2 separate regions of the Homo sapiens genome follow, and region 2 is linked to region 1. Evidence: chromatin contacts called from ENCODE Hi-C data. All regions are on one chromosome and are shown on one strand. Each heading gives the region's core, a stretch centred on a gene start or an enhancer-like site at or near the end of the contact. The rest is flanking DNA. Distances are from core to core; before and after follow the strand shown.

Region 1 (6,346 bases), core at 1,410-3,909:
GTTTTTTAACCCGAGACTTTGCTTTCTCACTTGTAAAATGGAAGCGTAGTGAATTACAGATGGCCACACATTCTTTGACACCATTCCCACTTAAAGATAGGATCGATGTTCCTGCCCCTTGATCTTTAATCTGGGTGGGCTCTGTGACACTTGACCAATAGAACAGAGCAGAAGTGATGCGGTGCCAATTTCCAAGTGTAGGTCTTAAGAGACTAGCAGCTTCTACTTGGTTTCTTAGAATGCTCACTCAAAGGGAAGCCCGTCACCATGTTGTGAGAGAGCCTGAGCTAGTCCCAGCTGTTCTGCCCATTCCAGCTGACACACAGACATATGAACGAAGATACCATCTTGGATGTCCAGCCTAGTTGAGCCTTCAGATGATAGCAGCCCCAGCTGCCATCTGACTGCAACAACATGAGAGACCCTAGGTAAGCACTCCCCAGCTAAGCCTAGTCAACACACAGAACTGCGAGCCACTAAAGTTTGGGGTGGTTTACTAAGCAGCAATAGATAACGGCAACTAGAAGTAATGGTAATACCTACCTCATAGGACTGTTATGAAGGTAAAATGAGATTTTTAAATGCAAAACCCCTGTGTACAACCTAGAATGAAACAAGCGCTCATTATGTATCGTCACTTCTCCTGCCTTGCCTCCTTCCTCTTTTTAACTCTATGAATGTCCCAGAAGGAGAGGTAGGTGGAGTGGAGATGGGCTATATGCTAGGTATTTGGAATTTGAATAGCTCTCTTTTCTTTTTTACATCTTTCTCTTGCTTCTCTCTTTTCTGTGTTCTTTAAAGCATAGCCAGATCATTTAGATCTAAAATAAGAACACCAAATCAAGCCTTTGCGTTGCAGACAGAAAAATCACGGGTTTTGTATGGGCTTATGGTAATGAAAATCAAGCCCAAGAAACTAAATGATTCAAAGCAAAATTCCCCTTGACAGCTTTTGTCATGTCTCTGTGTGTGTGTGTGTGTGTGTGTGTGTGTGTGTATGTTAAACTAGTACTTTAGCCTACATCATTATTTTACCATGTAAGCATGATAGAATAGCAGGCTTTTTGGAGGGGAAAGATTTTAAAAGTACATGGTTACCTGTAATTACAGTCTTGCAAAGTTTGATTTTATAGAAGTGACATTCAAGTCTGATTTAAACCATGCAGAAAGACATGGTGCATATTGGAAATGCTTTTTCTTTCTGACTCAAATGGCTGTTTCGTTCTAGTGATCTCCCTAGAAGTCAGCCTTTTATTATGTTTATTGTAAGGTTGTGTGTCTTTCTAATTACGTGGCCCATCCTAGAAAACTTGCTACCTTGAGATTACCTTTCTATTTCTCCTTGCATTCCTGCAAACACCTAAACCTCTGTAGACAAGAGGTTCATCTCAGAGTCTGAACTGGCTGAGGATCATAAAATTCTGTCAAATACCTGGTCAATTAAGTTCTGGCTGGAAGAGGGGGTCAAATTAGATGACTGACATGTGCGGATAAGGGCACTGGTTTATTTCACATTTTAGCCTTTAATGTGGGTGGGTACACAAAGCCACAGAGTTTGTTGCCATACCCCAACATAAAAGCCTCTGGGACAAGGTTGAAAGGGTAGCGGGGAGAGGGCCTTGGATAGCGGATGGGGTGGTTAACCCGCGACTCTGGTGACATTTTGCCATCAGCCGCTGGTGACATCTTGCCATCAGCTGCAGCTACAGAATGTTGCTCGCAGGAGGAATTTGGCCTGCCGTTGAAGATGTGTTTCTCAGATGAGACTGTAAGGGGCCGGAGCTTGGGATTTTAGGAGTGCAGGGCCCACCTCTTCCTTGGTATCAAGCCACTTAACTAAACTCTTGCGGTGTCTTATGACCAGGGACGAAGTGCGGGGCCCCTTCAGACGTCGCAGCTGGAGTAACTGTTTTCTTTCCATTTCACAGCTCTTGAAGGAGGTGTGACTGAGTGAGGCGCTGGAAAGCTTGTTCTATAATTACTTCTTGATCCGCTTCTAGGCGTGCTGTGCATGCGTCCGACCATGTGTGTTTGCGTTAGCTTGCGCCGTCGACAAGAGCCAGAGAACGTGGGTCTAGGATAAAACGTGGATGATATTTTTGCTTCAAATGTCACATTTTACGGGGGTCTAAAGGTCTTAGGCTGGAGTCTTTGCGGATGATTGCCAACTGTAGCTGAATCTATGAGCTGGGATGTACCCAAGCCAGTGCAATCGCTCCAAATCAGGGCGGGCGGCACTAAGCCGGGGAGCAAACACCGCTCCCGGCCCGCCCAGAGCAGACGCCCTAGGTTGGGGCTGCAGCGAGTGCGCGCGTGGGCTGTGGAGCCGGCGGAGGCAGCGGTCCGGAATGGCTCTGTGGAGGCTGCGCTCTCTTCCTGGCCCCGCAGCCACAGCAGCTGCCCCATGCTCGCGCGGCAGGACCTACCAGGCGCCCACCCTGGGCTGCGCCGCCTCGGACCACCCGCTGCTCCCCTCCGCCCGCTGCCTCTTCTCCCCGCGCCTCACGGGGCTCCGCACTGACTCCAGGCGCCTCCGGGGGCGTCGCGCGCGCGGAGCGGCGCCGGGGGCGGGGCCTCGTGTAGGGCGCCCCGGGATTGGCTGTGGGGAGAGGGGGCGGGGCCGGCCGCGGAGAAAACAGCCGGCGCGCCGCGCGAGTGCAGTCTGGGTCTGGAGCCTGAGCCCTGCGGAACCTCGGCGCTCGGCCCCACCCCGCCCGTACCTGCACTTATTTATTGTTGTTATTTCTTACCGCGGAGCCCCGCAGTCGGGTCCTCCCGCCCGCTCCCGCGCAGCGCTAGCATTCTCCAGTCCCTCAGTCCCTTCCCGCGCGGTGCGCCGCAGCCGAGGCGATGCGCCTCATTCAGAACATGTGCACCATCGCCGAGTACCCCGCGCCGGGCAACGCCGCGGCCTCCGACTGCTGTGTGGGCGCCGCCGGCCGCCGCCTGGTCAAGATCGCCGTGGTGGGCGCCAGCGGCGTGGGCAAGACCGGTGAGTCGTCGCGCTTAGCCCTGGGTCTGGTCTTGGACGACCCCTGACGGGAGTTGAGGCTGAACAAGGCGTGGGGAGCGGTGGGAGCTGCAGCCCGACCGCTCTCCGTCCCCGCGCAGGGAGCCGCTGCCCCTTGGGAGTGGGCTTAGCCGTTGTCTACGCCACCCGCCTGCTTCCACAGACGGGGGAAACAAGGATCAAGAATGGCCAGGCAGCTTTCTGGGGACCACCGGCACCGCCGCCATCAGAACTTTGGGGTGTTTGAGCCTCTGGCAATGCCTGGCACAGAAAGGGGAGTTAGTGAAGCTAGCCCCCCTGGGAGGTCTTGAAGGTTAGGAAGACATGGGTCTACTGGAAGGCTTAGGTGTGGCTCAGCCGGGCTCAGAGGAGGGGGTGGGCCCAGTGAGCCTTCCAGCTGCACAGAGCCATAATTCACGATGCCTTCTAGCCCCCTCCTTTTTGTCTGGAAAGAAGGGTCAAGGAGCTACAGGGTAGGAATTTCACTTGGTGGCCATCTATGGCTTTCTTTGGGAGAACTGTTTTCCAGGCAGGGGGTGGGGTGGAGAACAATCTAACTTCCAAGGTTAACACTTTGACGTTCTTTTTTCTGACGTGCAGCACTGGTGGTCCGGTTCCTCACCAAACGATTCATCGGTGACTATGAAAGAAATGCAGGTGAGACAATGCATTTGAGAAAAATTCTGTCCCATTGCAGGAGGACTGCGGTTCCCATTTTCCAGCGCTTCCCAGGGAGGTTCTTTCAGTGACAGTCCGAGCCTGAGGATCCCGCCACTTAAAACTTTCCCCAGTCCCCAGCCCTCCATGGCGCCCCCCTCCCATAACTACCATCTGGCCTCATTCCATTCCAAGCCCATTCATCATTTTATCAAGTGCCTGAAAGTATTCCCCTTGGTATGTTTTAACTATAGTGACCCCAGTTGGAAGCACCCTTTGTAGTCAAGAACCTCTCCCTTCAAAACACTCCTGCAAAAGTCGTAAAAAAAAAAAAAAGGAGTCCCTAGCTCCTTCCCCCACCCCTCTCCTTCTCTGCTGGCTGCCTTTCAGAGGTGACCTTTTAAAGCAAAGGCCAAAGGAGAGCAGTTGTAAACCTAAAGTTCCTCCTTCTTAACAAAGACAAACAACTGGATGGTAGAATTTTAGGAGGAGAATTCCCGAATAAATGAGAGGACACATTTTTCAATCCTTATGATTAAGAATAGCCACTGGGGAGGCTTAAGAGCTTTCTGCCTATGCTCTGTTAGCAAATTGCTTAACTCTGTAGACCATATGAGTACCTATAGGGGATTATTTGAAATGAGCTGTATAAGCTATCCCAAGATAAGACATGGCAGCCTTCTGATTTGATGTAGAGTTGATTATAATTATATCACATTTTTATTCCAACTGATAACATTGGCTGTGTGTTTACTAACAGTATTTGTCTAGCAAGCCATTATATCTAACGGCCAAAATACAAAGTTACAGTCAAAGAATGAATCAAGTACTCAAGAAAACAGAAACCTCACATAGGCTGAGCAAGATAATTTGCATCAAGGGAGTACTCTAAAAATGGAAACTTTGTTTAAAACTAGATAAATAAGTTTTCAAAAACTTGCAAACTTTGCCCTGGTTTTAATAAATCTAACATAGGGTTAAAATTGCTGTTGTTTTTTAAAAAAAATCTGAAGTAAGCCCACCAAATAGAAATAAACTATCGCTGTTTTGTGTGCATTTATGCATTGTGCATTTTTTTTCTAGCTTAAAACTCACAATGTTTTAAAAGTTGTACAAGAAGGAAGAACATAATCTCTTTTATTTGCCTTCATAGGTAATCTCTATACTAGACAAGTTCAGATAGAAGGTGAAACCCTGGCTCTTCAGGTTCAAGACACTCCAGGTATTCAGGTGAGAAGCTCTGAGACTCTGGGTGAAAGGGGAACCTACTTGGCTGTGGAATCACTCACTTCTTCTCAAAGTTCCTCATGCTGCAGGATCAGAGAAATTTGGGGAGTCACATCTAGACTTTTACATGTCTGACAATTCAATTGTATCTGGCTGTTGGTCGATCTTAGCATGGTTTAGTTTGGGAGATTTGGCTAGGGGGCAGAAATCTTCCTTTAGAAGGATTCAACACAGCCGGAAAGCCCAAACCGAATGCAGTTGGAATTGGTGTTTTCCTTGCTGTGGTTTAAAAGTCCAGTTTTAATATGTGTGTCTTTGGCATGAAAAACCAAGCTTCTGGGTATAGTCTGCAAATACTTGGAATCGCTTTTGTACTGGAAAGTTGCTCTATAGACAAAAGCGCCATGCTAGGGTTTTTCCCCCCGCCTCCTGAACTGGGCAGTTATCCAGGTTTAAATGCTTCCAGCTCCTATCTTTACTTCCCCAGACTTACTGTCTAGCCAGTTAATTTCCCATTTTGTGCAACTACAAAGTCGCTCTGCATGGAGTTCTCTGCAGGTCAATTTTCCACTTGAGTGTGGTAAGCTGCACTGTTATTTATTCCCACTCTGTGCAGCTGGATCAACATATTGTCAAGAAAGCTGAAGTGTGTGGGATATAAGTTGTTTATGGCCCTCAACCTGGCACTACTATGAAGGGCTCTTTTGAATTTGAAATCTACCCAAGCCCAGGCTCTTTGTACAACTGGCCAGCATTCACCTTGCCATCACTCCTCTCTTTCAGGTCCATGAGAACAGCCTGAGCTGCAGTGAACAGCTGAATAGGTGCATTCGCTGGGCAGATGCTGTGGTGATCGTTTTCTCCATCACTGACTACAAGAGCTATGAACTCATCAGCCAGCTCCACCAGCACGTGCAGCAGCTACACCTGGGCACCCGGCTGCCTGTGGTGGTCGTGGCCAACAAAGCTGACCTGTTGCACATCAAACAGGTTGACCCTCAGCTTGGACTGCAGCTAGCCAGCATGCTAGGCTGCTCATTCTATGAAGTGTCTGTCAGTGAAAATTATAATGATGTCTACAGCGCCTTCCACGTCCTCTGTAAAGAGGTCAGTCACAAACAGCAGCCTAGCAGTACACCCGAGAAGCGAAGAACCTCCCTCATTCCCAGGCCCAAGTCACCCAACATGCAGGACCTGAAGAGGAGGTTTAAGCAAGCCCTCTCTGCCAAAGTGAGGACTGTCACCTCCGTCTGAAGCAGGAGGAGCACTCAAGGGGGTTTGGTCTTCCCAGGAAGAGGGCCTGAGGTTCTCCTAGTGCAGGAACGTTGAATATTGGCAATGATTCCTGGTTCCAGAAAGGGCTGGAGCAGAAGGGCCAAGAGGGCCTGTGGAACTGCTACAGAAAAGGAAGTGTTGTTCTGAGCAGGGGGACAGGATTGATGAGGCTTGAAA
Region 2 (6,346 bases), core at 1,307-3,806, 810 kb before region 1:
TTTCTGTAGCCCGCTTGAATTTCTCCTCTGAAAATGGGATTTTCTTTTATATTGCGTTGTCAGGCTGCAAATTTTCTGAACTTTTATGCTCTGCTTCCCTTTCAAAATGGAATGCCTTTAACAGCACCCAAGTCACCTCTTGAATGCTTTGCTACTTAGAAATTTCTTCTGCCAGATAACCTAAATCATCTCTCTCAAGTTCAAAGTTCCACAAATCTCTAGGTCAGGGGCAAAATGCTGCCAGTCTCTTTGCTAAAACATAAAAAGAGTCACCTTTGCTCCAGTTCCCAACAAATTCCTCATTTCCATCCACCTCAGCCTGGATTTCATAGTCTATATCATTATCAGCATTTTGGTCAAAGCCATTTGACAAGACTCTAGGGAGTTCGAAACGTTCCTACATTTTCCTGTCTTCTTCAGAGTCCTCCAAACTGTTCCAACCTCTGCCTGTTACTCAGTTCCAGAAAGTTACTCAGTTCCTAAAGTGCTCCACATTTTTGGATATATTTTCAGTGGCGCTGCAATCCCCATAAGAATTTACTGTATTAGTTGGTTTACAAGCTGCTGAGACGGGGCAATTTACAAAAGAAAGAGGTTGAATGGACTTACAGTTCCACATGGCGAGGGAGGCCTCACAATCATGGTGGGAGGCAAGGAGGAGCAAGTAACATCTTATATGGGCGGCAGCAAGCTTGTGCAGGGAAAATTCCCTTTTTCAAAACCACCAGATCTTGTGAGACTTACTCACTATCACGAGAATAGTACAGGAAAGACCTGACTCCATGGTTCAATTACCTCTCACTGGACCCCTCCCACAACACGTGGAATCCAAGATGAGATTTTGGCAAGGACTCAGCCAAACCATGTTAGTAACTGTTTGGGGTAACTTTTTTCTGAATAAGTTTTCATACAAACAATTCATATTCATGATAGAAACTTGAAAAAATCAGAAAAATATAAAAGAGCAATTAAAATAACCCACAATTATACCTTGGGTTCACATTGTGTAATTTAACACAGTGTATACAATTTAGTGTTCTGCCTTTTTCGTTATAGTGAAAATTTGTAGATAGTATATATTCTACAACAACAAGATTTTTAGTGTGCAACATTTCATTATTTGCTTAACCATTACCCTATTGTTGGAGGTTTAGATTGTTTACAACTAGTTTTCTTTATTAAATATAAACATACTAATCCACATTCTTAATAATAGCAAATGTAGGCCAGTATTAGTTTATATTTAATAAACAGCAATTACTAGAGCAATTGCTACTGCATTTTGCCAAGCATTGTACTAAATACATGAATTATCTTACTAAGTTTCATAATAATCCTATGAGAGAATTATTTTCCTTTTACAGATGATGAAACCAAGGATTACAGGCTAATTAAGGTGCTCACAGCAAGGAAAAATCCTTTACCTCTAATTTATCTGACATAAATGTTCCAATATGGGTTTTTATGAATAAGTAAATGGGACTGTTCAAAGATTCCAAATGCCTGTAGAAATATGTAATTATTAGGTCCAAATTGAGAAATTTGAAGTTTTTCTCAATTCATTTTACATATATATATATATATATATATATATATATATGAAGTTGTTTAATGAATATTTAGCTGTTTTGTTGAGTGGGTATTTTTAACATTAGAAATTATTATTCTACTCCAATCAAATAACATGTTATACCCCTATAGTCCTTATTTTGTGGTCTACAGAAAATAGTAGGAACACAGGCTCCAAAACTGAGCCTTTCATTTTCATTAGCAGATAGTAAAGCCACTGTAATCAAGAGAAATAAAAAATGAGAGGTGGTGAAAATTCTTGATTTTACAATACTTGAATATATGCAGTGTTCACAGATTTTCAAGTACCTACAGAGATGAAACTAAGTTAAACTAGCTAGCTAACCAGCTGAGGCTCTGCTCCCCACCGCTGTTTTAATGAATGGATAGGAATGATTTATAATCAGCACATTTTTTGATGGTATATAAAAGAGCTTGCTTCGAAAGCGCTTAAAGATGGTCGAAATGGTTTCCTAAGTAGTTGAACCTGTTTCTGTAGCAGAATACACACTTTTGAAATAGTGCCAAACTAGGTCAAGAAAGTCCCAATTAGAGAATTCAGAATTAAATGAAGCTTTAGAGTGCTCAATGACTCTAAAAAAAAAAGTACTAAAATACATACTGCCAAATCTTATCCAAACCTGAGGGATTAACTTTAATTTGTGAACATCCTGGAGCTAAACTCTATTAACTTGGGTACCCACCCAGTGGGTCAAGGAACAAAGTAAAAGCTAGAAGTAAGAAGTACTGAAATTTTAGTTACAAGTTTCATACAGGTAAACCCAAGGCGCTACAAATGAAGAATTAAAGGAATGAAAGGCGAAAGAATAAAGGGGCCAAAGAGGTGATCTCCTGAGAGCCTAGCCCCAAACTTCTATAGAGACTTAACTTCTGCTTTTCTGGACACGCGTGGGCACCCAGAACCCCGAATGGGGAGGAATGCTGTAGACGCCCTGCTGCCCTCCAGCCCGCGCGGCTGCGCGTCTCAGTCCACCCCTGGGGCGCGCGGCTGTCACCCAGGGCGGGGCGGCGCGGGCGTTGCCACGACGCGGGCCGCGCGCGTCCCTGGCAGCCAACCCGTCCACGTCAAGGTTTGTTTAATAATCGCCAGGGTATCTATGGCCGGGCTCAGGCGGCTGCTGGGGAGCCAGGAGACCGCGCGGGACGGCGGATGAGGCGCGGCGGCTGCGGCCCAGGGCACCTCCCCTCTGGCTTCCCGAACCCGGCCAGGTCCGACCCGAGGGGGAGGATGGAAACACCTGCCGCGCTCTGAGCCCCCCAGAAGAGAACACCCTTCCCGCCATATCACCCCACGGTCCTGCGGAGGCCACCGCCTGGTCCCCCCAAGTCTCCATCGCGCAGCGTGGGGCCGAGAGGAATAGTGAGCGATGGCGGAAAACCTGAAAAGACTGGTCTCAAACGAAACTTTACGAACGTTGCAGGAAAAGCTAGACTTCTGGCTGAAGGAGTACAACGTGAGTCTGGGTGAAAAACCCCCGGGGTTCGCCCTCCCATAGGTTCCAGCACAGCCCTTGTCGGGGATTTCTTAGGGCTGGAGTTGGTGGCCACTTTGCAAAGCCTCCGCGGTTGCGATTCCTAACCAGGATCTCAGCTTTCGACCGGGATCGCTGGGGAAGGAAGGACATGTGTGTACATGCCCTTGTCTCAGAGCTTCGGGAGGCGGCGCGCAGGCGGCCTGCGGAGCGCAGCACTAGGCTGCGGAGACTGGAGAGTGCTTCCAATCAGTGGTAACTAAGGACGCCGGCGACCTAGCAATAGGGAAGCCCTGCTGTCCGCGGCTGGTCTGGTCATGCCTGCCACTCTTTCCCATCCCCCTTGCCAGCGCAATCCACACCGCCTGCTTCCCCAATCCCGAATTATTTTTTACTACAACCCTCTCCTGCCCAGGGTTTGTATCAGAATGGATTTGTATAAACACACACCCAGGAGTTATTTACCCAGAAATCAGCGAAACGGACACTTGTTAACGTTGCGGGTTTCACTTGCGTGCTGGTGGGCCTGGAAATTGAGGCACAGTTCCAACACCAGGGCGGATTCAGGCCTTTTTCCAGGCATTTGTGAGAAGCCAGTATTCTGTCACCAAACCCATGAGCACTTTTCAAATCTCATTAATCCCTACTCGCACCCTGCCTCCCCATAATTCCCCCCTTCCCCCAAATAGAACGGTGAGTGTTGAATTTGCTTTACATTCGGTCGGTCCGTCTTAAATAGGGATTTCCCCTCTTACATAATAAGTGGAGCGGCCAGGCAAAAGAACTGTGGACCGGAAATTAGCCCCCCCTTGTTTCTACATTTGGCTCTGCATAGAACTAGCTGAATGACGGAGTCAAATTATTTAACTTCTCTTGGTCTTAGTACCTCATCTGTGAAATAGCAGAGATTGGTCTAGATGATATGTAAATTTCCTGTTCAGATTTTAAGTTTTTGAGCCTAGATTAGCTTGTTTCTGAGATCCTGCCTGTTATGAGGTCCTTAGGCTTCCCCATTCACCCTTTAACCAGTGCTCCTGAAGTGGAGGGGAGCTCAAAGAGCAGCTACAGCTTTCTCCTTAGCCTTCCTTTCTAGTGCTTCCTGTTCAGTCCTTTGCTCCCTTTTAAAGAACAAGCGCTGACCATTCCTTCTCCATTAAGAATTCTGGAAAGTTAAAATGACCTCTTTATCATAAAAGACTTGGGTTCCCCCCAACTAATTTTAAAAGTACCTACTACTTAGTCTCAGGAGGTTGAGAATAAGAAATTCTAACATGTATACAGTATTTACCCCTTTTTTTTTGCCCAGTGGCCTAACTAAACTCTGAATTTTAAAAAAACATGTTGTTTGTCACAATGTTTATTACAAATAACACTAGGATTTGTCTGGAACTAATAAACAATTATTTTAGAAACTCCCTGTAAGTGATGAGAAGTGCCTTAGTTTATTACATTTTCCTGTCTTGATAACATCCCATTCTCTGCTCTCATTAAAACCATTTCCATCCAGCTGTTTTCCCTTCATCTCTCTACAGTAGAGGCTGCACTCACAGCCACCAGTGTTTTTCATACCTTGTGGCCACTCCCCAGGTTCCATCATTTCTCTTGAGTTTGCAGGCATCATTATCACATTGGAATGTTGACACCTGTATTCTTCCCCCTCCACTCCTGCTTCATCTGTTACAAGTATGCTGATGAATCTTATTTCTATAGGATGTGTTCCCATCTGAGCTCTCACTTCTCCAACTGCCCATTGGACATCTTTCAATAGTGAATGCTATTGAAATGCTCAGAATGCTCAAAGTCAAATCTGTCCAAAATGGAATTTAGCCTCTCCCATGCCCCAACCACAGGTCTCATTTTTCTAAGTCGTCTTCATCATTATATACTCCACTCCCTTTTCACCATCATAATCTGTTGGTTCTAACTTCAAAGTTCATACGGAATCTAAACACTTTTCACCACCCCCACTGCTACCACCCTTCTCCATCCTTGATCATCTTTCACCTGGATTATTACAAAAATAACAACCCAAAGAGATGCTTCTAAATGTCAAGTCAGATCAAGTTACTCTTTTTGCAAGACACTCCAAATTTCCTATTTCAGTCAGAAGAAGCCAAAGCTCCTACAGTGACCTTCAAAGTCCTACACAATTGTGCCCCTTTAAGCTCTTTAACCTTATCTGTTACTCTCTCCCTTGCTCAGCCCACTCCAGCAGTACCAGCTTTCTTGCTCGTCCTAGAGCAATGCTGTCCAATAGAACTTTCTATGATGATGGACAGGTTCTATATCTGCATTGTCCAATAAGGTGACTATTGGGCACTTGAAATGTGGCAAGTACACACTGAAGAACAGAATTTTTAATTTGACTTAAGTCCAATTTAAATTCAGATAGCCACATGCAGCTCATGGCTGCTGTCTCAGACAGCACAGTTCTAGAGATGTGGACATGCTTCTGCTTCAGGGCATTTGCACTCACTGTTTTCTCTGCCTGAAAAACTTTTCACCTGTTGATATTTGAGTGAGATAGTAACATCCTCACTTTCTTAGGAGAGCTTTATTTCTTAGAAAGGGTAGCAACCTGCAGGCTGGGAAGCAGGCCCCTGCTGAAACCAGAGGCAGGCACTTGGAGGTAGGAAAGGTAAGGCAGGAATTAATGATGAATGGGTTGGCCACATGTATACATATTCAACAGGTAATATTCACGAAGGGGGAACGCTCACAAGCATAGTAAGCAAACATGCATGTTACGTTCATCCTATATTCATTTTGGGGTAGAAGCTTAACATTTAAATGTATTACAATTAGGCCCTATACATCAAAGGTGGAGGCAGGGACATGAAGGAACTTAGTGTACAGCCTCTGTGGACCGGCCAGAACCAGCCTATGGTCCGTGATCTCTTATCAAGAGAAAGTTACTGAAATCAGTCTCTTATCCAGTTGAAGTTGCAGTTATGGACTGTGGAACGGGAGGGGATCAGTTAGTCAGAGTCTGGTGGTCAGTGAGTTGCAATTGTTTTAACATTGTTTATCTCGAGGCCAGTACTTGCTTAGCTACTAGATAAAAAGAAAAAACCTTTTGACAATTAGAACATGGTTGATTCTTTATGTGTAGGGGTATGTGACTTAATCCTTGCCTGGCATGACCTTAGGTCTTTATCTTATTGCTGTAAAGAGTCTGTTATATTAGTCTTAAGATCTCTATTTTAACAGTAGCTTCATGCAGTCCAGAAAATTTTGCCTGTAACAGAACTAGCAGTATTTTTGCAGCAATCATGGTAGCCAAA

What was found. Hi-C counts contacts between places; a loop is a spot of excess contacts on that map. Pooled maps may share reads with other maps.
Region 2: a map with no recorded cell type shows a loop between it and region 1 (4-fold over the local background). The contact joins the promoter of SPATA18 here to the promoter of RASL11B in region 1. A Hi-C loop is called at or near these places in 1 of 37 single-sample maps with no recorded cell type and 4 of 50 pooled maps.

Annotation. Positions count from the first base shown.
Region 1 is chr4:52,859,658-52,866,003 of GRCh38, forward strand. It overlaps RASL11B (RAS like family 11 member B), which reads left to right and starts at 2,660. Exons shown (of 4, transcript NM_023940.3): 1 at 2,660-2,992; 2 at 3,611-3,667; 3 at 4,821-4,897; 4 at 5,678-6,346. The coding sequence starts at 2,851. The coding sequence ends at 6,148. It overlaps LOC124900700 (a long non-coding RNA gene), which reads right to left and starts at 2,548. Exons shown (of 2, transcript XR_007058115.1): 1 at 2,427-2,548; 2 at 1,492-2,074. RefSeq lists silencers at 2,224-2,713, 2,685-2,979.
Region 2 is chr4:52,048,748-52,055,093 of GRCh38, forward strand. It overlaps SPATA18 (spermatogenesis associated 18), which reads left to right and starts at 2,557. Exons shown (of 13, transcript NM_145263.4): 1 at 2,557-3,044. The coding sequence starts at 2,958. RefSeq lists enhancers at 2,206-2,707, 2,708-3,207, 3,000-3,349 and a silencer at 2,530-2,829.